Linked DNA regions of Homo sapiens: regions 2, 3, 4, 5 and 6 are each linked to region 1. Evidence: chromatin loops called from intact Hi-C (ENCODE). Cell type or tissue: IMR-90. All regions are shown on one strand.

The links. A loop is a pair of places that touch in the nucleus more often than their neighbours do. Peaks named below come from ENCODE experiments on the same cell type or tissue, not always from the same donor. Only the 100,000 strongest peaks of a DNase experiment are listed, where the experiment ranks them.
Region 2: a loop joins it to region 1, with 4 times the contacts of the local background. A loop is called at or near these places in 7 of 110 quality-filtered maps.
Region 3: it touches region 1 in a loop (3-fold over the local background); 3 of 110 quality-filtered maps call a loop at or near these places.
Region 4: it touches region 1 in a loop (4-fold over the local background); 4 of 110 quality-filtered maps call a loop at or near these places.
Region 5: a loop joins it to region 1, with 5 times the contacts of the local background. A loop is called at or near these places in 3 of 110 quality-filtered maps.
Region 6: a loop joins it to region 1, with 5 times the contacts of the local background. A loop is called at or near these places in 5 of 110 quality-filtered maps.

The regions. Positions count from the first base shown.
Region 1 is chr2:217,336,893-217,340,892 of GRCh38, forward strand. All of the region lies in intron 5 of DIRC3-AS1 (DIRC3 antisense RNA 1), which reads left to right. All of the region lies in intron 8 of DIRC3 (disrupted in renal carcinoma 3), which reads right to left. Among named protein-coding and RNA genes, the nearest start is that of DIRC3-AS1, 56 kb to the left of the region's middle. In IMR-90, no CTCF peak of the experiment used is centred here; a DNase peak (open chromatin) is centred at 1,819; H3K27ac peaks cover 2,870 bases.
Region 2 is chr2:217,275,608-217,279,607 of GRCh38, forward strand. No RefSeq gene overlaps it. Among named protein-coding and RNA genes, the nearest start is that of DIRC3-AS1, 5.1 kb to the right of the region's middle. In IMR-90, no CTCF peak of the experiment used is centred here; DNase peaks (open chromatin) are centred at 2,264 and 3,654; H3K4me3 peaks cover 928 bases; H3K27ac peaks cover 3,294 bases.
Region 3 is chr2:217,104,567-217,108,566 of GRCh38, forward strand. No RefSeq gene overlaps it. Among named protein-coding and RNA genes, the nearest start is that of DIRC3-AS1, 180 kb to the right of the region's middle. RefSeq lists an enhancer at 800-1,999. In IMR-90, a CTCF peak has its summit at 2,310; DNase peaks (open chromatin) are centred at 1,375 and 2,255; H3K27ac peaks cover 3,197 bases.
Region 4 is chr2:217,221,231-217,225,230 of GRCh38, forward strand. No RefSeq gene overlaps it. Among named protein-coding and RNA genes, the nearest start is that of DIRC3-AS1, 60 kb to the right of the region's middle. RefSeq lists an enhancer at 2,133-3,332. In IMR-90, no CTCF peak of the experiment used is centred here; a DNase peak (open chromatin) is centred at 2,271; H3K27ac peaks cover 3,634 bases.
Region 5 is chr2:217,711,497-217,715,496 of GRCh38, forward strand. The region is part of intron 2 of DIRC3 (disrupted in renal carcinoma 3); the gene reads right to left. Among named protein-coding and RNA genes, the nearest start is that of DIRC3, 77 kb to the right of the region's middle. RefSeq lists an enhancer at 2,229-2,278. In IMR-90, a CTCF peak has its summit at 2,171 (motif pointing left); a DNase peak (open chromatin) is centred at 2,155; H3K27ac peaks cover 2,331 bases.
Region 6 is chr2:217,508,802-217,512,801 of GRCh38, forward strand. All of the region lies in intron 2 of DIRC3 (disrupted in renal carcinoma 3), which reads right to left. Among named protein-coding and RNA genes, the nearest start is that of DIRC3-AS1, 230 kb to the left of the region's middle. RefSeq lists a silencer at 2,065-2,154. In IMR-90, a CTCF peak has its summit at 2,134 (motif pointing left); a DNase peak (open chromatin) is centred at 2,110; H3K27ac peaks cover 2,565 bases.

The DNA.
Region 1 (4,000 bases):
ATATTTTGTTGTGGTTGTTGCTAAGCATTCAAGTCCTTCCTTGAGAAGCAGGTATCTCTTAAAAACTCCTAAGGGTCATTGCAACCAACTTCTCAAAGATCGTCAAACAATCCCAACTATGTCTGAATCTCTTCTAAAACTCATACCCACACAACGATTCTGCTAGCCAGAAACTGTTCACTTCACGTTATTCATAAGAAAACTAAAGCTCAGAGAGGTTAAGCAACTTCCTCAAGGTCACAGAGTAACAAGTGATGGAACCAGGATTCAAACTCAGGACTGCCTGATTTTGAACCCATTTATACTATGGATAGAATAGAGGGTTAGAGCAGTGAATCTCAACCAAGGGTGATTTTACCCCATCAGGGGACATTTGGCAATCTCTGGAGACATTTTCATTCGTCACTGCTTAGGGAGAGGGAAGTAGTACTGGCATCTAATGGGTAGAGGCCAGAAATGCCACTAAATGTCCTGCAATGCACAGGACAGGCCTCTCCCTCTCTCCCTACAACGCCCCCCAACAAAAGGTATCAGGTTCAAATGTCAACTGTGCTGAGGTTAAGAAACCCAGGATTGGAGGAACATATTAATACATTAAATTGCTAGGAAAGAAAAATCCAGGGACAGCAGGAAGAACATATTGAAAAAATACATTCATGATTACGGGTTGAAGTAGGATTTTGGTAAGCAGAGGTAGAAGGCAAGAATAGTAGAGAGAACAGCATGAACAAAGAAGGAGAAGAAATATAAGAGATATTTGCAGGAAACTAAAAGTCCAGGAGCAGGGAAGAAGTGGAAGTAGAAATTGAAAAGCTACATTGAGACTTAATTTGGGGAGGCCTGGAATGCAAAGAATTTAAGTGTAGAGAGCCTGGAACAAAATTTCTCAAAGTATTTGTCTTGAGCTCACCACGCTCACCAAGTAACATGAGGGTCTGTAAAAAAAAAAAAAAAAAATTCTTTTTTTAAATCCAAGCATTCTGCATCAATGCAATGGATATATGGCCTTAGACAATTTCAGTCCTCTCCCATCACTTGAAGAAGGAAAAACTGGGGCCCAGGGTATGAGGTCACTTCCCCATGGTCACTGGTGACTTAGTGACTGGGCTGGAACTGAAACCAAATCTTGGGATTAGATCCAGTGTTTATGATATATAGTTTGGTCCCTGGGATCTCAAAAGCACAGCCAGTTTTTTCTCCCTTTTATGATTCTTCTTGTATTTGTATAGAGAAGATTATCGGTGAATCGTCTTCATTATTTCCCTATTCCTACTTGAAGTGCCCAAAATGTGCAAGGCCAAATATTGTGGCACAAGCCAAATAGCATTTTTCTACTAAAAAAGAAAAACGCTGTTGAGGAAAGAGGGTCGGAATAAATGGAAGGGCTATTATTTTGCCCTTGGAGGCATTTTCTGAGAATCAAGGTTGAGGCCTGACAGGTATTTCCCATTTCAGCTTTGCATGTGGGCCCAACTTGAATGAAGAATTGAGATTTGGCTAAAGAGGCAAGTAACATAATCCTAAAAAGAATCCCAGGGATGGATCCAGGCGAGGCAGCTTGTACACAGAGCCAGGCGTCTTTGACCCACAGAACATTTCACAACCTGAGAGCTTCGTTTTGGAATTTTTGTATTTATTCCTCTCAATTGGGCAAAAAAAAAAAAAAAAAAGAAAGAAAAATTACATTCCCACTGCAACATAAAGGTTATTTATTTCCAAACAAAAGAATTAGGAAATGTGAACTTTAAGGCTTTGAGACTAACATTAACTCATCGGCAACAGACAGATGGTATTTTGTATCTTCAATGAAGAGGCTGTTAAATGTGAACTTAATACATCTGGGATGAGTCATCAGGGTGAGCTAATTTGCTAAAACCTTAGCTTTTGCATTTCCTGATTAGATTTTTTTTCTCTTTTCATCTTTCAATCTGGCATCTTCATCCCTAACAATTTTCCATTTAACACAAGGGAAATACTTTGAATTTTCCTTTATTTGTAGTTTCACCAGGGTCATTCTAGGGCATTTTCCTCAGGCTTAGTTTAAAATTGTGATGAAACAATTTAGAAAAAAGACTTTAATATGGATATGTCATTTAATATGAAGGTATCAAGTTATTTAAGAGGGACATTATATATAATATTATGTATATATTTATATACTACATATACATGAATATATTTTATATATTTATTTATTTTCCCCCTTTCCAATGATCTTCTATTGGTAGTACTTCCTTCCACATTTGCTTATTTCTGCTAAGTGCTTATGTGACTCCCATGTATAATTTTTTCAGATTGACGAGATAGGATTTTGGTTTTGCCCTTTTTTCCTCAAAGTGTCCCTTTAGTGTGCTGGATCTCTTATTAAGTCTATGAGATAGAAATCCTCGCTGTCATGTATGTATTCAATAGATGTTTCCTAAATGTCTCATATGTATGCCTCCCCTTAATAATTCCCATGATGTTTAGGAAGCTGTGATGGTGCAGTACATCACCAGGAAGAAAATGTTATTATTAGACACCTACAGAAAACACGTTGCTCCAGACTGTGGTCCAAAGTGTTTGTTGGCTTTTCTTATTGAGTTATCTATTAGTCTGTACAGAATCCACCCCCAGGGGACATGGTAAAATCCATCTTTCTTTCTCTAAGGATCCCTCACTCTCTTCTGCAACTCTGTTCTTCCCCAACAGTCCTGGCTTTGCCCTGGAAGCGGGGTTTGTCAGATCCTTCCGGGGAAACTTTTACTGCATCAGTGAGTGTTTCTTTTGCTAATACTTGTTGAGAATTTAGAGGTGATAATTCATCTCATCTCTCTCATTACCACCACCACTTCAACTTTGGAATCAAGGAGTCAGATAATAGGAAAATCAAAATATCAGCATTATGGCAAATAAATCCATTTTTGAAACTATTGGTGTGGGCCCATGGCCAGAAAGGAATTCTCAATTCCCAGATTTAGACCTTGGGGCCTCTTCTCAAGGGAGTGAGAGAGTCTGCAGAGAAGCCTCTCTAACCCAGAGTCCCTCTCTCATATCCATTAGGCTACAGGAGTCAGGAAAGAAGAAGTCAGTGCTCTAAAGAGCCTCCAGGAAGTACGTAAAACTGACCCCTAACCTCCATGAGCTCAGTAGGGAAGAAAGGACAAGGGCAGATGTAGGAAAACAACAACTCAGATGGGACTGAGCCACAGGTTTCTAAACCTTGAAACCCAATCGCACAAACACGATGGGGTGGGCAAAGAGAGGCGCGTTCTTCCCAACTTTTTCTTGCTGGGTAGAGTAGTGGAAATCTTCTCCCTTTCTGAAAACATGAAGAATACAGAAGGTCTCCTCTAACACTCTCAAGATTCTGTTTTCTTAAACTATTAGGTTGTAATTAGACTAGTGGTCTACCAGGGCTTAGGCTGTTCCCTTGGGTAGTCTCAGGGCAGTCCTACTCCTGCCTTTGTGAGGTTTCTCTCTCCATGTCAACCCCCTCTTCCTTGTGTATACTGTCTGGATCATGGTGTACAGTTTAATCTTTGCCCTGGTAAACTCTAATACTTAAAACTCTTAATACTTAGACAAGTATTTACCTAAGTATTAAGTAAATACTCTAGGCTTGAAATGTATTCCTTATTCTATATATTATCTCAGATTGTCACTGGCCAAGATGCCCAATAGAATTCATCAGAAGTTATACACCACACCCAAATAATACCAATACAACCTAAAATACAATGTCAGTGCAATAAGAATAACTCAAGTTTGAATTTGAACTATCTCCTAATATTAAACTCCCAGAGAGCAATCAAGTCCAAAATTCAAATCCCTTTTAGTATTATAATCTAAAGAAATTAAAGGCCAACATTCTTAAAGACTACAAAAATTAAAGCCATATCTTCTCCATTTGTAAAAAAATATTGCTTAGTCTCACACATAAGGATCTTTAGATTCCTTAATAGAGTGTGGCTTCTGCATTTATAGCCTCTCACTGAAATAAGGGTGGTTCCTTTAGGAT
Region 2 (4,000 bases), 61 kb before region 1:
GGCATTTTCTTTTTCTGCATCCAAGTCCTTATTTTCAATTAACACTCTCATCACATCCCTTCCTGGGGACAGGAGCCTGAGGAAGCTTGAACAGGTAGGGACCATCTGGACCAGCTGCACTGGCTGTAGTCTGGTTGTTTTAAATCTCACCTTGCTCCTTCCCTCTGGTCCCTCAACTCCCTTCTCCAGATGCTCAGGCCTATATGTCTTGATCTCATGAAAGCTCTGAAGCTCTGTGACCTTTTCTGACAACTTACTCTCTGTGCTGATTTTCTTTTGCGTAAAGCACCTGCCATATGGACACATCTTCCTAGTTACCCTCTCATCTGTGAGAGTCCACTGGATTGGAGTACCACAGTTAGGTTCACAACCCTGAGTCTGTACGGAGTCTCTGAGGTCATTACCTCTCTCTTTGTGCCAGTATAAGGGATGGTTTTTTAATTGAGATCTTTATTAATTTTCACATGTAACTTTTACACAATAGATAATATATCCCCACAGAATAATATTCAGAATATACAAAAGGGAATACTGTAAAAAGCCTTATGTATTCAGTTCCTTTCTAGTTTTGCGTATTTTTTCCAGAGAGGTTTATTTTCTGTCTCTTATTATTCCTTTTAAAAAATACAAGAGCGAATATGCAAAGCATATTGCTCTACACTGGCTTTTGTTTTAAGTAAACCTTCTGTTTTAGAATAGCTTTAAATTTATAAAAAATTGCAAAAGTAGAATAGAGAGTTCCTATTAACCCCCTACACACACACACACACACACACACACCACGTTCCTCTAATAATAATAGCTTAACATTAGTAAGGTGCATTTGTTGCAATTAATAAGCCAATATTGACACATTATATTTAATGAAAGTTTGTACTTTACTCAGATGTTCTTTGTATTTACCTCATGTCATTTTCCTGTTGCAAGATTACTTCCACAACACTACAGTTCATTTAGTTGTTGCGTCTCCTTAGGAGTCTCTCGGCTCTAACAGTTTATCAGATTTTCCTTGTTTTTGATGACCTTGACAAATTTGAGGAATGCTGTCAGGTATTTTGTAGAATGCTCCTTGGCTGGGATTGTCCTGAGGTTTTCACACCGTTAGACTAAGGTTATGGGTTCACACAGAGGTAAACTGCCATTTTTCGTATCAAAGGTACATGCTGTCAGTATGACTTACCACTGGATATTAACCTTGATCACCTGACTGAAGGTGTTTGCTAGGTTTCTTCACTATGAAGTTACTTTTTTTTCTCTCTTTGCACACTCTTTGGAAGGAAGGCACTAGGTACAGTCTACACTTCAGAAGTGGGATTTATGCTCTATCTCCTTAAGAATAACTGCACAAATTATTTGAAAACTTTTTGCATAAGAGATTTGTCTTTTCTCCCCCATTTATTTATTTATCCAGTCATTTATTTGAGTGACATAATTTGTATGTTGGTATAATGTCAGATAATTTCCAGGATGAGTGTCTTAATCCATTAGGGCTGATGTAACAAAATATCATAAACTGAGTGGCTTGTAAACAATAGAAATGTATTCCTCAGAATTCTAGAGGCTGGGAAGTTCAAGATCAATGCACCAGCATATTCAGGGTTTGGTAAACCTTCTTGCCGTATCCTCAGGTGGTGGAGGGGTGACACTCTCCCTGGGGCCTCTTTTATTAAGGGCACTAATCCAAATCACTAGGGCTCCTCGCTCAGAGCCCCCAATCACCTCCCAGAGTCCCTAGCTCCTAACACCATCACCCTGGGGGTTAGGATTTTAACACATGAGTTATGAAGCAATGTAAACATTTAGTCCATCGTAATGAGGAATTGCGGAGTCAGAGGAATATGTGCTTGTCCTTTTGATGGATGTTGACAATTGCCCTTCAATGAGATGGCTCCAGCATACATTTCCGTAAGTGGTGGGTGGGCAGTGCCTATTTCACCCAGCTTTTCCCACATGGTGTATACATAAATTATTTTATTTTATTTTTTCACAGGTCTTAAATGTGGGAAATAGTCTACAGTTTGGAAGACACCAGAGAAAAATGCTCCACAGCTCGCCCTGGTGACTCACTACAACTTATGGGAAGATGTGAGATTATTCTGTATTCTAATGTATGTTAGAAGGCACACTCCACCCAAAGCCTTCCTGTGTGTTCCTCCCTGTGAGCTCACATCCCGTTCACCAGCTGACTGGGAAGGGAAGTCAGGACCAGCCCTGACCCCATCACACCATCATAACCTCGGGATGGCAGGGCTGGAAGGCACCTCAGACGTCATCCTTTGCAGACTCTTCATTTTACAGTGAGAGGCATGACGTGTCCACAGCTGGTTAGTGCCAAAGCCTGGGACAGGCTTCACATTGTCCAGCTCTTAGTCAGAGCACTGTTGACAATGTCTGCCTTCACTTGGAATTCAGCACCTGCTTTCAGTATAAACCCCTGCATTTCACTAAAACTGAGCAGACTGCTGGTTTAAAAAAGAGAGGTCCATCCAGCAGGGATGATGCTTTTCCTCGTTGAAAGAGGACATTCACCTAATGGGAGACCTGGAGTCAGAATCTTTCTGATGTGTGACTTGGCACAGTAACACAATGCAGGATGCTGGTGTGTTAATAAAAATAAAAATTGCATCGCCTACCTCAGAGTCGACAACAATGTCAAGGAGTTAATGTGAGTACATCTGAAAATGTTACTAATCATGATGATGATATCAATGTCTTTTATTTGCAAGTTCCATTTGTTTTTACTGAAATAATTACTCCTGAGTGGGGCTAGAAGCCAAGCACTTGACAAGTTTGCTCTTTGAACCAGTATGGTTGTGATGTGATTTGGAGTTCCTGCTACTCCTCTCCTCTAAATTTCTTGGATTGGAAACTGTCACTCTTCAGTTAGGAATGCTGAACGGATCCCAATGCTTTAGCGGTGGCCTGGACAGAATGAACTAGGGAGGCTACCACATTTGTTTAAAAGTGCACTGTTCTAGACATCTCTATAAGGAATAAATTACTGGGCTCTGTGCTAATCTGTTTGTATGGCTATAAAGGGATACCTGAGGCTGGGTGATTTATAAAGAAAAGAGATTTAATTGGCTCATGGTTCCACAGGCTGTATAGGAAGCATGGTGCCAGCATCTTTTTCTGGTGAGGGCCCCCAGAAGTTTAAAATCATGGTGGAAGGTGAAGGGGGTGCAGGTGCATCACATGGCAAAAGCAGGGGTGGAGTCAGAGGGCAAGTGTTCCATGCTCTTTTAAACAACAACCAGATCTTGCATGAACTCAGAGCCACAACTCAGTTATCACCAAAGGGATGGTACTAGGCCATTCAGAAGGGATCCACCCTGATGAATGATCTAATCACATCACAACCATACTGGTTCAAATACAGATGTGCTGATTGTTAAAAGACCGAACTACTTCTTTACTGGTTGGTAAATAGTCACTGCTTCAAAAACCCAGGGTGACACCCCATTTTGATCACTTCTTGTTCACCCCATTTGTGAGGGAGAGATTCCCCACCCTACACAGAATGAGATGGCTGAACATGATACCCAACAATGGACAGATGAGATTAACAGCAGTTTAGTAGTCACATTTACTCACAGCTCACAGGAGGAGGATGCCAAATGCCTTGCAGGGCCACATGGAGATTGCACTTGGGAATAGAGTGAGCAAGCAGAGGCTGTAGGAGGCCGACTCTGCAGTAACAAGAGGGTGAAGTGCCCCCTGATTCCCACTGGAGGAAGTAGTTGGTTTGTCTGAATACTTTTGTAGGCTTGCAGGGAACTAAAATTCACTAGGTTGAAGGCCACGTGGTGTGCAGCTGGTCTACATGAGAGGTGAGTGAAGGGGTATATGTTACAAGACCAGGAGAATTCACAGTTAGGCCTTTTTGGGTCCTGTGAAGCTAAAACACGTCAAGGCAGCACATGAAATTTTAGGCCTTGTAATAAACACGACCACTCACTTTCCAGCCCTGTACCCAGCTTGCATCTGGATTGCCCCAAGA
Region 3 (4,000 bases), 230 kb before region 1:
AGCCTAGGGAAGACACACCATTTCAGTAGCTGGAAATCTGAAATAAGAATTGTTTCCTGCTGGCTCAGGCTTTGGACTAGATCTTAGGGAGCTTGGCTGTGAATTTGGTCTTCCTAGAAGGAACAGCAGAGCAGAACTTGAAGGAAAAGTGTCAACTTATCCCGCTCCCTGTAGCTATCATGGAAGTCTAAGCCAGAGAGATACCTGGCTGGGTTGGCTCAAGCTTAGGAGAGAGCCTTAACTTCTAAAGGGTTGACACAGGGACAGACTTATCCCCTGTCTGGATAATGTTGTCTGCCTGTGTGGGGTTGCATGAGGGTATGGAGTTATTTTTATTTCACTTTTTCTTCTCTTAACCACACAATGCTAGGTCTCTTGATATTTTTCCCCTCAAGTTTACTTTTAGAAATTGCATTACTATCTGCTAATCTAAACATATTAATTTCAGCCTGAGGTCTAAGGGTTTAAAGAAAAAATCTCTCTCTTTGTCTTCAGTTTCTTTGTTCAGATTCTTTATTACAAAGACATAATAGTAGAAAGACATCTGTCTGCTGGATCACAATTAATATTTACCCATGGGCACATGTAGCTCTCTATTTTCAGGCCTCCTTCACCTAGAACTGAAAAGATGTCCAGGTTACCCTACAGTGTAGGGCCTACACAACTTATTTGAAAAGGGAAAGATGATTTTCTTCAGTTCATTTAACAAAACACTTTATAAACATTTGTTATGTGCCAAGAGCTATTTTGAAGTACTTTTCAAGTATTAACTCATTTAATTCTTTCAGCAACCCAGTGAGATAGGGACTATTATTATTCCCATTGTACAGATGGGGAAATCAAGGCATGGAGAGATGATATGACTTCCCCCCAGTTGCACACCTCATTAGTGGTGGAATCAGGATTCTAACCAAGGCAGTCTGGCCTGGGATCCTTCATTCTTGACCATCACTTCAAGATGAAGCTCACCCTTACTGATACTTCCTGGTCTTATCTTTTAATTATTCAGGTACTCAATTTTCTTACTCATATAGGGAGATTGTATAATGAGATCTCCTCATTTATTCAAGTAAAGCCTGTGGTGTTTAGCTCCCCCTTGGTTCTCCTTGCTTTGTATTGTAAATACCTTGACTATGCCTTTAGCTCAGGCCTTTAGGCTTAGAGTTACAGGGTTACAGGGAGCTCATAGGGCCCTGTACAACTATTCTACAGAGTTTGAGGATGGATATAACCAAACCTGACACCCTCTTCTAGGCCAAAGCCACAGAAGGAAAGAAGAGAACAGCTTAGTAGTCAAGGGTGCTCCGTCAAACCACATAGTTTAGATTCTTAGAATCTGGTATCATCTGTGCCACCCTTGCTGAGTCACTTCCCGGCAGTCCCTGCCTTCTTATGGGCTGGAGCTTGGTCTTAATCATGAGGAATTTCAGCAGGAATGGATGTCACCAGCTCCTTATACAGTCACAAAACCACTTCTGTTGGGTTCAGAGCCATGGAGCATCCACACAGCATTCCTTCCTGCCTGTCAAGCTTCAGAAGTTTCCATGGCTTCCCCAACACCCAAAGGAAGAGGAGAGTAGAGGAAAACGGAAGAAAGGGAAGACAGAAGAAGAGAGAGAGGGGACAGAAAAAGAGGGGGAAGGGAGAAGAGAGGCAAGGATGGGAGGAAGGAAGGAAGGAAGGGACGGAGGGAGGGAGGAAGGAAGGGAGGGAAGAAAGGCTTTTCATTAAGCCTCAGATCAACCAACCTCTGGCCTGCTCTTCCTGATTCCTCTGCAATAGGTGTTCCACGTGTTGTACTGTAAAACTCACTTCCAACTTCAGCATTCTTCTGTTGTTTAAGGCCTTCTGTGACCTCTGATTTCCCCAAGTTCAAGTCCAAACTCCTAAGCATGGGTCACAAAGTTCTTTATAATCTGGTCCCCATTTTTCCTTTCTATTTTGCCTCTCTATCCTTTCCATATTCCCATTTTCTCCCTTCCCTCCTCTTCCCTCCCTTCCTCTCCTCTCCCCTCCCTTTCCTCTCTCATTCTGCCCATCTACCCTGCACCCCCTTTCCCTGCCTGCCTTCCTCTTCCCACCTTCTTCTTTTCTTCCCTACCTCTACCTTCAATAATATTAACCTGGTTGTAATTCTCTAAAACACAAATCTTCCCTCTTGCCTCCTGATCTTTGCTCAGATCTTCCCTTTGCTTGGAATCTTTTCCCCTGTTCCCGCAATCGGATGACTAACTGCCACTTAATCTCTAAAACCCAACCTAGTTTTGCTCCAAGGATACTATTCCCTGGCCCTACCACAGCGCCTCCTGTCTACCCTACAATGCAACAGCAGGCCTCATAGTATTTTACTCTCCACCTTAATGTTCTTCTCTCCCACAGGACCATAATCTTCATAAAGGGGTCATGTCCTTGACAAATTATCTCTGCAAAGCACACTATGTGGTACATGGAAGATACTAGCAAAGATTTGTCGACAGATGACATCAATAGTGTATGGCAGTGTAAACTGGGGCCCATTCCTAACAAAGAGTCTTAATATAATTTCCTCGGGTATCACACTGGGGGTGAGAGCCAGAAAAGAGGTCAAGTCATTTGAAGTCGCCTGTACAGAACATGTAGCTATTCAGATTACAGCCGGGACTAGAACCCAGCCCATTAAGCTGCAAGCTTCTCAAGGATGAGAAACACATCTTATTAATCCTGCAATTCCAGTGCCTACCATCATGTCTAGAAAGTAGAAGGTGCCTAATGAATGAATGCATGAGTAAGCTGTCACCCCGTTCTTTCTACTGCCTCGGACAATGTGGAAAAGCAACTGTGGCATTACATTGGGGTTGATCACTCTAGACAACTAAACTAAATAATTAGAGCTCTACCATCCAGATTAGGATGTGAATTATCTGCCATCGAAATTTACTGGTTAAGCTGAAAATTATCAAATTGCTTTGACTTTGTGCAGTATAAATGTAAACTGCATTTACTTCCTGAATTGATGGGTTGCATACAAAAGTGGCCCAGATATAGTATTACCACCATGTCCACAGAAAGAGGCTGCTGCTATTTTTAAAGTTCCCCTAGAAAGTAGATGATATGATCCCCCTTGCTTATTCATTCTGATGTCACTCAGACCTCTAGGGAGGAAAGTTCCTCTTTTCATTCTACTAAAATTGCTCCTACCTTGTATTTGGAATGTTTCTCCCTACAGGTCAGATTACAGATGATAGGAAGGCTTCTGATATTGAGCCATCACCCCAGTGTTTGCCCGTGTTCCTGGCTTAGTAGACAGTATAGATGAGAGACAATGAATGTCTGTGTGATGTTAATTTAACACGGACTCCAGCATGTAAGCCTGGACTGGTTAGCACTGCCACTGAGGCAGCATCTGATGGGTTGCAGAGGAGCTGCATAATGTAATATTTTTTAGTACAAACTTCAAAAAGTGACTCTGAAGTAGTCAGACTGCAAGGGCTTCCAATTTTAGCTTTCTACCTAAGTAACTTGCTCTAAGCTCACACAGCTATTACCTTCTCTGAACCTTTTTGCCCCTATCTGTAAAATAGGCCTGATAATAATATAACTTCCTTAGATACAATTCATATAACATGCTTTATACAGTGCCTAAAATATGGTGCATAATAAATGTTACACACACAGACACATGCACCCCTCCCAGCACTGTGGGTAGTTGCTCTAATGGGTAAATCAGCACCTGGGCTGTGACTTTTCTTTGGTGACTCACATTTTAAAGCATTGTTTTCTCTGTTTATATCCTCTTAATTTCTCTATGAATTCATAGCCCTTGGAACCTGCTCTGAAGATGACTGCACAGTATCTCCCAGTTCCCCAGGGCCTCCCAAAGCAAACTTCATGTTATTAACATAGCTTGTATTTTAGCAGACTGTCCCAAATATCCACCCAAATTTGATGTGAATCAGTCGAGTTATTTTCTTTTGAAATGATGATGAGAGAGAGAGGTAAGAGAGAGTTAATTTTGTTTGGC
Region 4 (4,000 bases), 120 kb before region 1:
GTTCTTTCGTAGCGTGGTTATTGGATTCCACTCAACTGCCACCGTCTTTGGATAATGCCATCCAAGAGCATGACTATTCTCCAATGTCTAAGTTCTCCAAAAACCTCTTTGTTTTCCCTTGACCACTGCAGTCCAGTAAATGCTACATTATGTTAAAGGTGACCTCATTTGACCTTCAAATCATCTTTAAAACTGGCCTTCCCACAGTAAAAGAATTTCAGACCATAGACTGCAACCATTGTGTTTATCTCACACAATATTGTTTTGAAGGCTTCTGTCAATGTAACTCAAGTTTGAAGCACTAAGCTGGCACTTGATATATGCTGCTGAACAGTCTAACTACAGGATATACTATCTATTATTTTAGTAGCAATGGGAGGTATATGCCAAGCCTTGTTTTAGATGCTGCAAATGCCAATGTGCCTATGAACAGTCCAGCCTTAGACTCTAAAGAAGCTCTTACTACATATTCATATTCCAGTTCATAGATCTTTCTCCTAGACTTTGATTTTCGGATTATTTAATTGTTGTATTATTACTCAATTTTGTATCCATTTTTGCTTCATCTCTTTCCTTTGTCCTAATCCTTTGGAGGGAATAGCAACAGCAATGGTGAGGAGAAAGAGCCCAAGAAAGGTAGACTTGAATTCTGCTCTTAATTCATTCACTCTGTGATCACTGACTTCTCTCTTTACTTCTCTTATCTCAGCGAATTTATATGTAATATTAGGAGAATAGAAATGCAAGGGACCCTAGGAATAAAATAATTACTTATTGAAAATAAATAGTCAAAGACGACTATTATCCAGGTGTTAGAGATGGAAAGGTAAATCAGATTTGGTCCCTGACCCTTAGGGGCCAGTCTAGCAGGAAAACAATCTTGGAGCCTAGAGCTTTTTCCTTGTACCCAGCACATGCCTTAAACTTCGTGAGTGCTGGAGAACCAGATGTTAATTTGGGTGTGGGATTTTGAGCTAGTTCTTTTACCATAATTGCTATTTCCAAGTGGAGCTGATCGTCTTTCTACTTTCTCTTTCTAGGGGAGAAAGACATATTCTAGTATAGATCCTAGGTATTCCCATCTGACCTATAAATTGACTTTGTGATACAGCAGAAAAGGCATAAATTAAAATATTATCTTCTGTTACAAATTCCATAGTTTTGGATAAGTCATGTCCCTTTTTGTGCCTCATTTTATCCCACTGATAATAAGTGGTTTGAATTAGATGAGTTCTGGGGTCCCTCCTACTTTGAACATTCTTTGAGTTGAAGATCATGGCCACATCACTCAGCCCTGCTACTGGTGCCCAGGCTCTGGCCTTAGGAGTATGTGTCTAAGCTATTTGGTTGTCTCTTTTTCTGCCCCTTTCTCCCTTCAATCCATCTCTAATATCTGTACACCAGATCCACTGCCTTGGGCCTACTATATGTATTAGGTTGGTGCAAAAGTAATTGCGATTTTTGTCACTAAAAGTAACCGCAAAAACCGCAGTTACTTTTGCATCAACGTAATACTTCTGCTTCTCAGTTTCTCAGTTCCTTTTTTCTGTCTAGTGCTTTTCTTCTTGAAATTAGAATCGTTCTCTCCCTAGATTTTACCAACCCCCCTGATTTGGCAGAGGACTCTCAGCTTGAACCATATCTTGCTCCTGTGAACCTGTTTTCTTCAAGGCTTTGTAGTCTCTATTTTATAAGCAACACCTATGGACTTCTGAAAAAACGACTTGAGAATGCTGTTTTTTATGTTTTACACTCAGCTCCCTATAAATTACCATGCCTTTGTATTTTGATCATTTCTATTACTGTTCAAGGTTACATAACCTCATTCTATGCTACAGACTGAATGTGTTTTTGAAATAAAAGGCAGGGGAAAACTGTCATTAGAGGTAGTAAAATATAAAGCTTTTTTATTTCTTTCACAGTCTCCCTTGACTTGTCATGGTCGTGTTGTTTTTCAATTTGCTATTTCATGTTCTAAATAAAGAAAAATTGAAATGATAAATTACTAGCATAGATTTACCATTCATCTTGATATTGTGCAATGACACTTTTAAATGCAAACTAAGAGTATTTCATTCCTATGAGATTACCGAAATCACACAATTTATACTTCATAGCTTGTACACGCATATATATTTTGCTCTTATCAGAACACTGTAAACACTGCACGAAACCAGTTCAAGTATTTGTACTTTTCTTCTTAATAATATGCACATTCTATCAACACTCTCTACCTTTGACTTACTGATGAGTAAGAGGACTGAAAAGAAAAGGCACTATGGTTTGCCCTATCTTTCTCTTTCCTTCTATGGTATCATTTTCAGTGCAAGTGGTTGACTAATAGAGGAAGTAACATGAGTAATAAAGGATATGACAGAGTCCCTTGCTAATTCTTGTTTCTTAGAATGTCCTTGCCCTCTTTCTGGCTTGAATGGAAAATGTGGCCTCCTGGGACTGTCAGTGGTGTGGTCCCCACATCCTTAGTTGTACACATAACATGCTTACCGTGTGCTTGCTTTGAGTCCCTTCTGAGCTCCCATGCAATGTAGACTCATCGGAATCCCGTGCTCATGGGATTTTATGAACACTATATGCAAATAGGACAGCAAGAAATGGCAGTAAACGCTTTTATTGTTGCTATCTCCTCTGCTCCTGCACATGCTCCATGGTATCGTTGGACTTCACTTACAAAACACAGATACAAAGACAAAATTACTAAGAATTACCAAGAATTTTAATTTCAAGATGGCAACAGAGTATTAAACCAAAGATGAAGTCGTTCTGAGTGTGGGGTTTGCGAGATGGCACAGGTGGCACTCCCAGGAGCTCGTCTTGGCCAGGTCGCACCCTTGAGTCCATTGGAACCTGAATCTCACCCTGCTCTGCTATGCTATACTGACTCCAGCTGAATTCAAGGAGTTACAGTTTGAAACTCTCCAGACTCCAGTGGCCATCCCACTTGTGGTGAGTAGCTTTAAATAAAATATGCTCACAAATTATTTAATATACTTTCCTTTAAAAAATGGAGCTTAATTCCTTTCAAGTGTGGACTATTTTTAGTGACTTACCTCTAAAAAATATTATATGGCAAAAGTGATGAAGTATGATTTACAACAATTGATCCTGGAAGATACTGCATCTTCCATCTTGCTGTCTCTCCTAGATCACTTGCTCTGAGGGAGGACATCTGCTGTATCATGAGGACGCAAAACCATCCCATGGAGGGTGCTACATGCAGAGCAGCTGAGGCCTCCTGCTAGTTGTCAGTGAGGAACCGAGGCTTCTTGCCAATGGCCATGTGAGTGAGCCATCTTGCAAACAGATCCCCTAACCCCAGTTAAGCCCTTCAGGCAAACTGCAACGTTGTCAAGTCTTAACTGCAACCTCATGAGAGACCCTAGGCCATAGCCACCAGCTAAGCTGCTCTTGAATTCCTGACTCAGAAACTTTGAGATCATGAATCTTTGTTGTATTAGGCCTCCAACCTTAGGGGTAATTGGTTATGCAGCAATAGATAACTAATATACCATTATTTTCAAGCGGGACTATAAGCTTGGTACAACCCAAACACCAAAGTATATCCAAGAGTTTTCTTGGCCATGTTAGGAAGTCTCAGAAGACCTCAAAATGAAAAGCAGACAAGCCTCTACTCATAGAGTGCACATTAGGCCGATATAATATTTAGCTTTTCTAGATGCTTTATTTTTTAGGCACTGTACAGTAAAACCAGGGCTTCTTTCCTTGCCTTGATAAATGGTGAATGACATTGGATGCCACTCTCACCCCCATATGCTCACCAAAGGGAGAAGAATTGCTCACCTGATTGGTGGGAGTCATAGCAAATGAAATAGGTCCCTGTGCCACAATTCTGCCAGACTCAGACCTCACTTGTCATTTGGAGGAGCAATTTTGAATCACATTCTCCACTGTTCCTTGCAGGCCCCCAGCAGTAGTAACCCGCTGCTATGCGCAGTGAAAATCAGCTCAATTAGACAGCCTT
Region 5 (4,000 bases), 370 kb after region 1:
CCCATCCGAACCTGCATTAGGACTCAAATCCTCGGCTGATCCTGGCAGGGCTGGGCCTCCGGGCACAGATTAGCACAGAAACCCCAGGAACTCAAAGCACCTGCAGGCAAGGATCACTATGGCTGGGAAGCCAGCATCCCCAGGTCTCCCTGGCCAAGTCAGATCTCTTTTCCCAGAAGTCTTTTCATGGTGAATAGGACACTATGACCAGGAGTCAGGAAACCTGGGTTCTTGTTCTAGGCCAGTCACCAACCAGCTCTGGGGCCTTGAGTAAATCACTAGCCTTTGCCGGGTCTCTACTTTCTCATCTCAGGAATACACCACCAGCCCTTGCTACTCTGCAGAACTTCGTAGAAGAACATGTAAGAGTATGGATGTGGAAATCATAGCCAACTTCCTACTTGGTGGGATACCTGGAGAAGACTCAGAGATGGCAGATAGATAGATAGATAGATAGATAGATAGATAGATAGATAGATAGATAGATAGAAAGAAAAACAGATCATCTCCCAGATTTCTGGGAACAGTACAGATGGCAGATGTTCTTCCTCAGTTTACTCATGAGCATAGTCTTACTTTTAAGGCGGTATGCCTAATTTCTTGTGAGATAATAAAGATGATAATTCAGTCAGGGAGATGGATAGAGCCTAGAGGAGGAATTAAGGGTGTGCACTTAGCCATCACTACTCTACCTCTGTTGAGCTGTGCCATCTTGGACTAGTTACACAGTTTCTCTGGGCCTCAATGTCATCATCTGTAAAATGAGATTATTAAGAGTTGTACCCAGTTGTGGGTACATAGTACCTAGCACATGCTCAGTGCTCAATGAATGGTGGTTGATGATGTCAAAAAGGAATTCTGACTTTCAGGCTCTGTCTATGTTGCTCTGTCCTTCCACTCCTCCCCATCCCACACATCCAAAGTATATCTTGTAATTGTGACCCTGGGTGTGCCTTGAAGGGTTTGGCTCTTTCTTTTTCCTATGCACTCCTCCTGGAAAACAGCAGACCTGCTGAGGCAACCAGCACAGAAACAGAGCTCGTGCCGACTCCCAACTGCCGGGGATACAAAGGGCTGCTAGGGAGATGGAGCAGGAAGCACAGCCCTGGAAGAGTGCACTGTCCCCCCAGCATCCGACAACCGGCCTCTCAGTGTGGAGCTCTGTGGGGCACAGTTGACGACTGTCACTCACATCCACTGACACCACCGTCTATGCCATTTGTCAGCAAGCAGAATGTCCTCATGTGGTTTGACCTGACTCTCTCAAGTCCTGGGGAACAAGGTTGCACCCTCCACATGAAAACAACCAGCTCAATGCACAGAGTCTGGTCAGATTCACAGCTGGAGTTTGCATCTGTCACCCACCACCCTGCAAGGTTCTATTCTTCAATTCGACCAAATAACTTGTAACTGGGGACACAGCCCAAACATGGAACCAGGAAAGGTCAAGGTTCCAAGCTACCTTCGAGATCATCTGATCCAATAACTTCATTGTTCTGGTAGGAAAAGCAAATCCCAGCGAGGGGACTTACCAGAGATCATACAGTTGGCCAGGGAGTGGCTCAAGGATCTAGGAGTAGCAGAGGCATCTTCACCCCCCCTCACCTGGGAGAAAACAGAACCACAAAGAGGGGGAGGTCGGCTGGTGGAGGGGACTGACACCGGTTGCATTTCAGGGGCTTCGCAAGGGGTAGAATGAGCACTGGACTGAGGGTTAGAAGACCAGGGTCCCCCACGTGTCTCTGCCTCGAATCAGCTGGGCCCCCGTGAGCTGTCACTTCCCCTCTCTTTGGGTCTCAATTCTCTCTTATAAAACGGAGCATCCCATCCACCTCTAAGAATGGGTTCAAGGAGCAGATGAAAATGTGTTTTGAAAATCCTGAGGCTCTACATATGTACAACCAAATTCTGCCCATCTACACAGCCACTTTTAGCTGTTGTCCCCAAGGCCTGGAAGCAGGCAGAGGGGAGAGTTAGGTAAGCTCTCTGAGCACATCCAAGGCTGGAGGGCTTCCCTCAGCAAAGGGGGCCCAGAGCACCAGGCTAAATCCATGTCATTCAAGCAGCGCTCAGGTTGTGTCTAAGCAGCTTTGATTTTAAAAGATTAGGAGGGCCGCAGGGTGGAAAGAAAAGTTGATGAGGCAACAAAGTCCTGCCCGCAGTACCACACTGCCCTCTGCAGGGTGTCTGTGAGAAGGCACCTCGGCTGGCCAGGTCAGGTTAATTCCGACTGCCCAGGGTCACAGATCCATTCCCGTGCCTCCACGCAGTGCAAGCCCTCTCCAAGTAGAAACAGGGATTGGGGGGGTGCTGCAACCACCCTCAGTAATCTGCTCTGTCTTCAAACAGCGCAGGCCTTTCTTGGTGTCTGGCCCGAATCTTCCTCTTGTCCTGACACCAACCATCTTCCAACCTGCCCTCCGAGGAGCCTGCCTTAGCGTCTCTTGCTTGTGACTCTAAAGCCAGGATTTAGAAGGTTCTAGAAAACAGAACAGCCCTGGCTCCTGCCCACCTCATTGTACCCTCTTTTCTCCAGAATAAGGTGGTTTCTCCATACCCTGGACATATTTTGGTCCTTGGAGAAAGCCCCCACACTGAAGGAGACGTGTCTTGCCTGAATCAACAGACAAGCCAGCGTCCTGCAGGTCTCAGTGATGAACCAAAAAGTCTGTGACTTTCACGAACATCAGACCCAATCTCCACAAATGATCTGGGATTGCGGGGGACATCCAGGGCCCAGAGCCTGCCCCCACGGCAACAAGGAATGTCCTCCAAGGCCCTCATGGCACCAGACCTTCCCCCTTCTCCATCCTCTCCCTGGCTGTGTGGTTCAGAGTGGGGCACTCTGCAGCTGGCTGACCAGCCTCCAGGCATGGGCTCAGGCCATGCTCCCTGTGTGCCCTGTGCAGACCCGGGGAGACGCTGCAGCCGGCCTGGCCATGTGACACGGGTGATTCACACACGCAGACGCCCAGACCAGTTTCTCCTTTCTTCCTCTCCCAGGCCATTACAAAAGGCACAGTCTCAGCACAGTGCTGCATTGTTCCCAGGGTCAGCAGAGGCTGGAAGCTGAGGGGAATTAGGAAGACAGGGAGTTGAGCAGCGTAGAGTGGTTTTCCATGCAGCATATGCACCTCGTGCAAGCCAAGCCCACTTCCTGTCTTGGCTCCAGCTCTGGAGCTCAAGTTTATATCTCCCTCCTTCAGAACCAACTTCGGTTTGGGTTGTTGGCTTCTTTAATTTTCCACTCTCCGCACGTGTGCATTTCTTTGAAAAATATGCACGTGCTGTGTCTTTTTTCTTCTCCAGCACACATCATTCTTTAGAGACTATAATATAAATTCGGAGTCCAGCAGCCTTTGTCTTTAAGAGCATGCTTTCTCCTTTGTCTTCTGCTCTCTACCCCCAACAAGACACTAAGCATAGACAGGTTGGTGGATGTGATCAGAGGTACACGTGGGCAAGGCCAGGACTTGGGGGTGCAACATGAGTGAATGGAAGAGAGAGGAGGCTGGTCAGCAATGGTGGCAGGGGGTGGGGGGTGAAGAAATTTGGCCATGAATGGGGCAGTCAAGGATTTGGGAAATTATTCCAATTTTCCTATTCTTTAATTATGAAAATCTTCGACTCTGGGTAGGTGAAAATAATTTCCTGGTAAATAAACACTTGGAATCAGAAGGGCTTTTGGCAGCCCAGTGGTCCCATTCTGATCATCTGAGAGGTAGTCCTTCCTCTACAGCAGGCCCATGGCCAGCAGGACAATCTGTCCCACGGCTGAGCAGCTCAACTCATTAGAAGGAGCTTTGAATATCAGGTCAAAATGTGTCCCCCAAGTGGTAGGTTGTAAAAATGGTCACCCTTTTTCACTCCTCCTTGTATCCATGCCCTTAACATGTGACTTTGCAGGACTGATCTATGACTTGCTTTGATCAAATGTAATGTCATGCCATTACTGAACTTAGACTTCAAGAGACCTCACGTACTTCTGCTCTCTCACTCT
Region 6 (4,000 bases), 170 kb after region 1:
CTCACTCAAAAACTTTCTTTGTGACTACAATGGGCTGAATGCTTATGTCCCCCTAAAATTCACATTGAATTGAAATCCTAATTCCCAAGGTGGTGGCATTAGGAGGTGGGGCCTTTGGGAGGTGATCAGGCCATCAGATATCTACCCTTATAAGTGGGATTAGTGCCCTTATAAAAGAGACCCCAGAGAGCTAGCTAGTCCCTGTCACTATGTGAGGACACAGCAAGAAGGTGTTGTCTATGAATGAGGAGGTAGGTCTTCAACAGACACCAAATCTGCTGGCACCTTGATCTTAGACTTCTTAGTCTCTAAAACTGTGAGAAGTAAACTTTTGTTGTTTCTAAGCCACCCAGTCTCTGATATTCTGCTATAGCAGCCTAGAGGAAGACAGTTACTCAACATGAGGTCAATTTCTGTGAACATTCTATTTGTGCTTAAGAAGAGAGTATATTCCCAATATTAGCAAGAGTGGAGGTTTCATATATATCTATAATGTCTACCTTATGAATTATGTTGATTAGATTTGAGTGTCTTTATTTTACGGTTTCCATTTGTCTGGAATACCTCTTTATTCTTAGTCTTTCTGAATCACTTTATTGTAGGTGTGTCTCAAATGTATCTCACAGAATTGAGTTTTGCTGTATGAGTCAATTTGAAAATATTTTTAATTGGGGATTTATGTAATTTATTAATAAGCTTATCAATAAATTATAATATAATAAATATAATTTAGTAATATGACTGATGTACATGGTCTCAACTTGTATTCTGTGTAAAATTATGTATATAATTTTTCTTTCTCAGTGTGGTTTATTTCATGTGATATTTATTTTTTGATATCTAGGAAGATTAATATCTTTGTTGCAGTGCTTACCTTTTTGCCACTACCTATTATAATGCCCTTAGTCTCTTTTCTCACATTTACTCTGCTACTTAGTGTTTTATTTGCTTCAAATTATATTCTTCATTCCCACCTATTGTCTATGCAACAATAGGTCACTTCAGTTTTGTCACCACATATAACAGTTGAACTGTTCTTCCCCCCATGACTCTGTCCTTGTTTAAGTTACAGATTTACATTGAAATATATTCAATGCTCACACAGTCCATTTTCCAGAGTTCTTCAGGTCCAGGTCCTATCTTGGTTAAATGATGTTTTTTCTATAGTAGGACCATTAAAGTTGGATAGTGATTGCAGTGTTCTCTGGGGTTCTGCACATAGAAAATCGCTTGATACTTGAAGCTTAGCTCATCTACATAAAAGCTATTCCACAGTTCCTTTAGTTTCCTGAAGATGTGACTGTGTTATTCTTTTACTTTAGATGAGAAGTCCGATTTTCTTTCCTATGTAAGTGATTTGATACTTTTGCCTGGAGATCTAGAAAAATTTTTTCTTTATCTTTAAATTACAATATTTTCCTAGTATATGTCTTGGACTTCACCATTCCAGGTTTATTTTCCCAGGGATACTGAGGAGCCTTTAAAGATGCAGATTCAAGTTTTCTTTTAATTTCAGACATTTCTCTTAGTCTGTGGTTTTAAATACTAGTGGTTTTCTATTGTAATGGCCTTCTTCTATCAATTATTTTCTCTCTGATCTCTTTTGCTTTGTTCCTTATTTTATTTTTATTCCCTTTTTTCATGGCTTTCCTCACTGTTTCATATTTTCAGTCAAATCTCTTTTTCCATGGGTACTTTATAACTTGGCCTTTATTTTTAAGATGATTTTGTCTTTTCCTTCCATATCTTTCCTGAGTTCACTCAATTCTTATTTCGCATTTTCCTGAAAAATAGGGTTTTTCACAAAATAATAGGGTTTTTTGGTCGTATTTCTTTTATAAAGCTTAAAACTTCTGATTTAAGGTTTTTGTTTTCTATCTTCACATGCTTGTTTTAGGATATTCAATTCAGTGTGGGTGTTCTGTTACAGTTTTCTTCCACCTCATATTTGATTTCGGTAGAAGCATTTTCATCTGCTGGAATGTTTTAATTCCTGTTTTTTTTTTTTAAGTTATTGGCCTTGTATGAGTGTCGTCTGCCATTTTCTATTCATTTTTAGATGTTTAAATATACAGTTGTAGATAGGCGCAGTCATGGCGTTTGATGACTGACCATGTTTCTTAGTTCAAGAGCACCCTCTTCTGTTGGCATGGGAAAGTGTAGTTTCTTCACTGACAGCAGCTTTTGTGGGGGAGGGGTTGGTGTGCCTTCTGAGCTTTGAGATCCACTTTTGCTTGGTAGGACACTCTTTCTTCGTTCTTCCCCTCCACTCAGACGCCTCTGAAGCCCTGCTGCCAAGCGGCCCCCTCTCCTCCAGAAATAGTGCCCTTTCCACAGGCCAGCCCAGCCCCATGGGCAGTCAAACCCTCCCTTTCATTCGCATCCTGAAGCAGCGCCCTCAGGCTACCTGGCCTGTGAGTTGTTCAAGCTATTTCTCAGTCAGGTGCGAAGTTCTCTTTCTGGAGGTTATTTTGTCTGTGGTTTTGGACACTAATGCCCCCAGGCACCGTTCTCCTTTTCCAAACAATCTTCAGGCTGAGTCTTTGCTCCAGCACTTGCTCTGGAGACCACCTTGAGCCTGGGAGTTTACTCCCTTATCTGTAGGTAATTTGAAGTTTGGAGTATTCTATCTCAGTTATATTGTGTGTGTATATTGTATGTTTTATTGTATGTGTGTATATGTATTTGTGTGTGTGCATATATGTATATATAGACAGAGAGAGGGAGAATCTGGAATCTGGAAGTTAAGTTATAGACTCAGGAAATTCTTAAAGCTGTTTTGAATATAAGATAAACTACAGTTTAGGATTACCAATAAAGCTTCACTAGACTCAGGTCTCCCAGCTTCCAGGCCAGTTTTCCTACTAACACCCCATACGCTCTTGGACAAGTCGTTTAACTTCTCTGGATGCCAGTTTTCTCTCTTGATGGAAAGCTATCTGTAAGTGTCTTTCCAGTAATATTCCATGTGTTTTAGACTGTTCCTCTAGCATTATGACTCTCTTCTCCATAGAATACACACAAAAGAAATTAACCTGCATCTTACAACTCAGGCCTCAGCATCACAAAGAAATTAAGTTCTGTGTTAACTGAGTCTTGGTGTCATGTAAATAAATATAAACTTGTTTCTCTCGCTGTTTCAAAGAGAACTGGGGTCTCTGTTCATTCGATTGGTAGCCCTCTAAGGGATGGGCGCTTAGTTGGGAGCTGCCACATGTCTGTGTTGGGTTTTATTTTTTCACAAGGCCAAAATGTTCCCTCTAGAACACACAGTCCTCACCAAGTTCAGAAAGAAGCCAACTGCCCTTACCTCCTCCCCTCTTCTCCATGCTCCTCTGGGCTCAGGGTCCTGCCTCTAGACCACTCCCCACAACATAAAACATCTCCATTCCTAGAGAAGACCATAATTTTAAATAAATAAAAATAGGGAAGGAACAGGGAAATTGCAAGGGTAAATGTGAAAATATTCAAGGTCACCATAACCACTCTTGTTCAATAATGTGAATTTATGTAGCATTCTCAGTTTTCATGTGCCTAAAATAATGATACATACTCCCCATCCATAGTGGCTGAAGAGGCAATATCACAGATGATTCATCCCAAAAGGGCCCTCCAAAGGTCATCCTGGCAATGCCCTTGCCTTGCTTTGAAATGACTCTTGCCTGTTATAAATAGATGCAAATATTGAGTGGGTAGGGAGATTCTCCTATTCTTAAAGCTGTCAAGGTCAGGAGATGAATCTGCCCCCTCAGTCACCTGCTCACAGGTTCCCACGACTCTGACATTCAGGAAGCCAAGAAGAGATAAACTTCCTTTATCAGGATCCAATCTTCAACACTAGTCATTTGAAAACTATATCCAACTGTCACTTGTAGATCCTCTATCTCTCTGCATCTGCATCCGGAATACTGGCAGCAATGACGACAACAATAGCAGATCAGCATAAAACCAAAAACACATTCATAAACACACACACATACACACTACACACACACATACA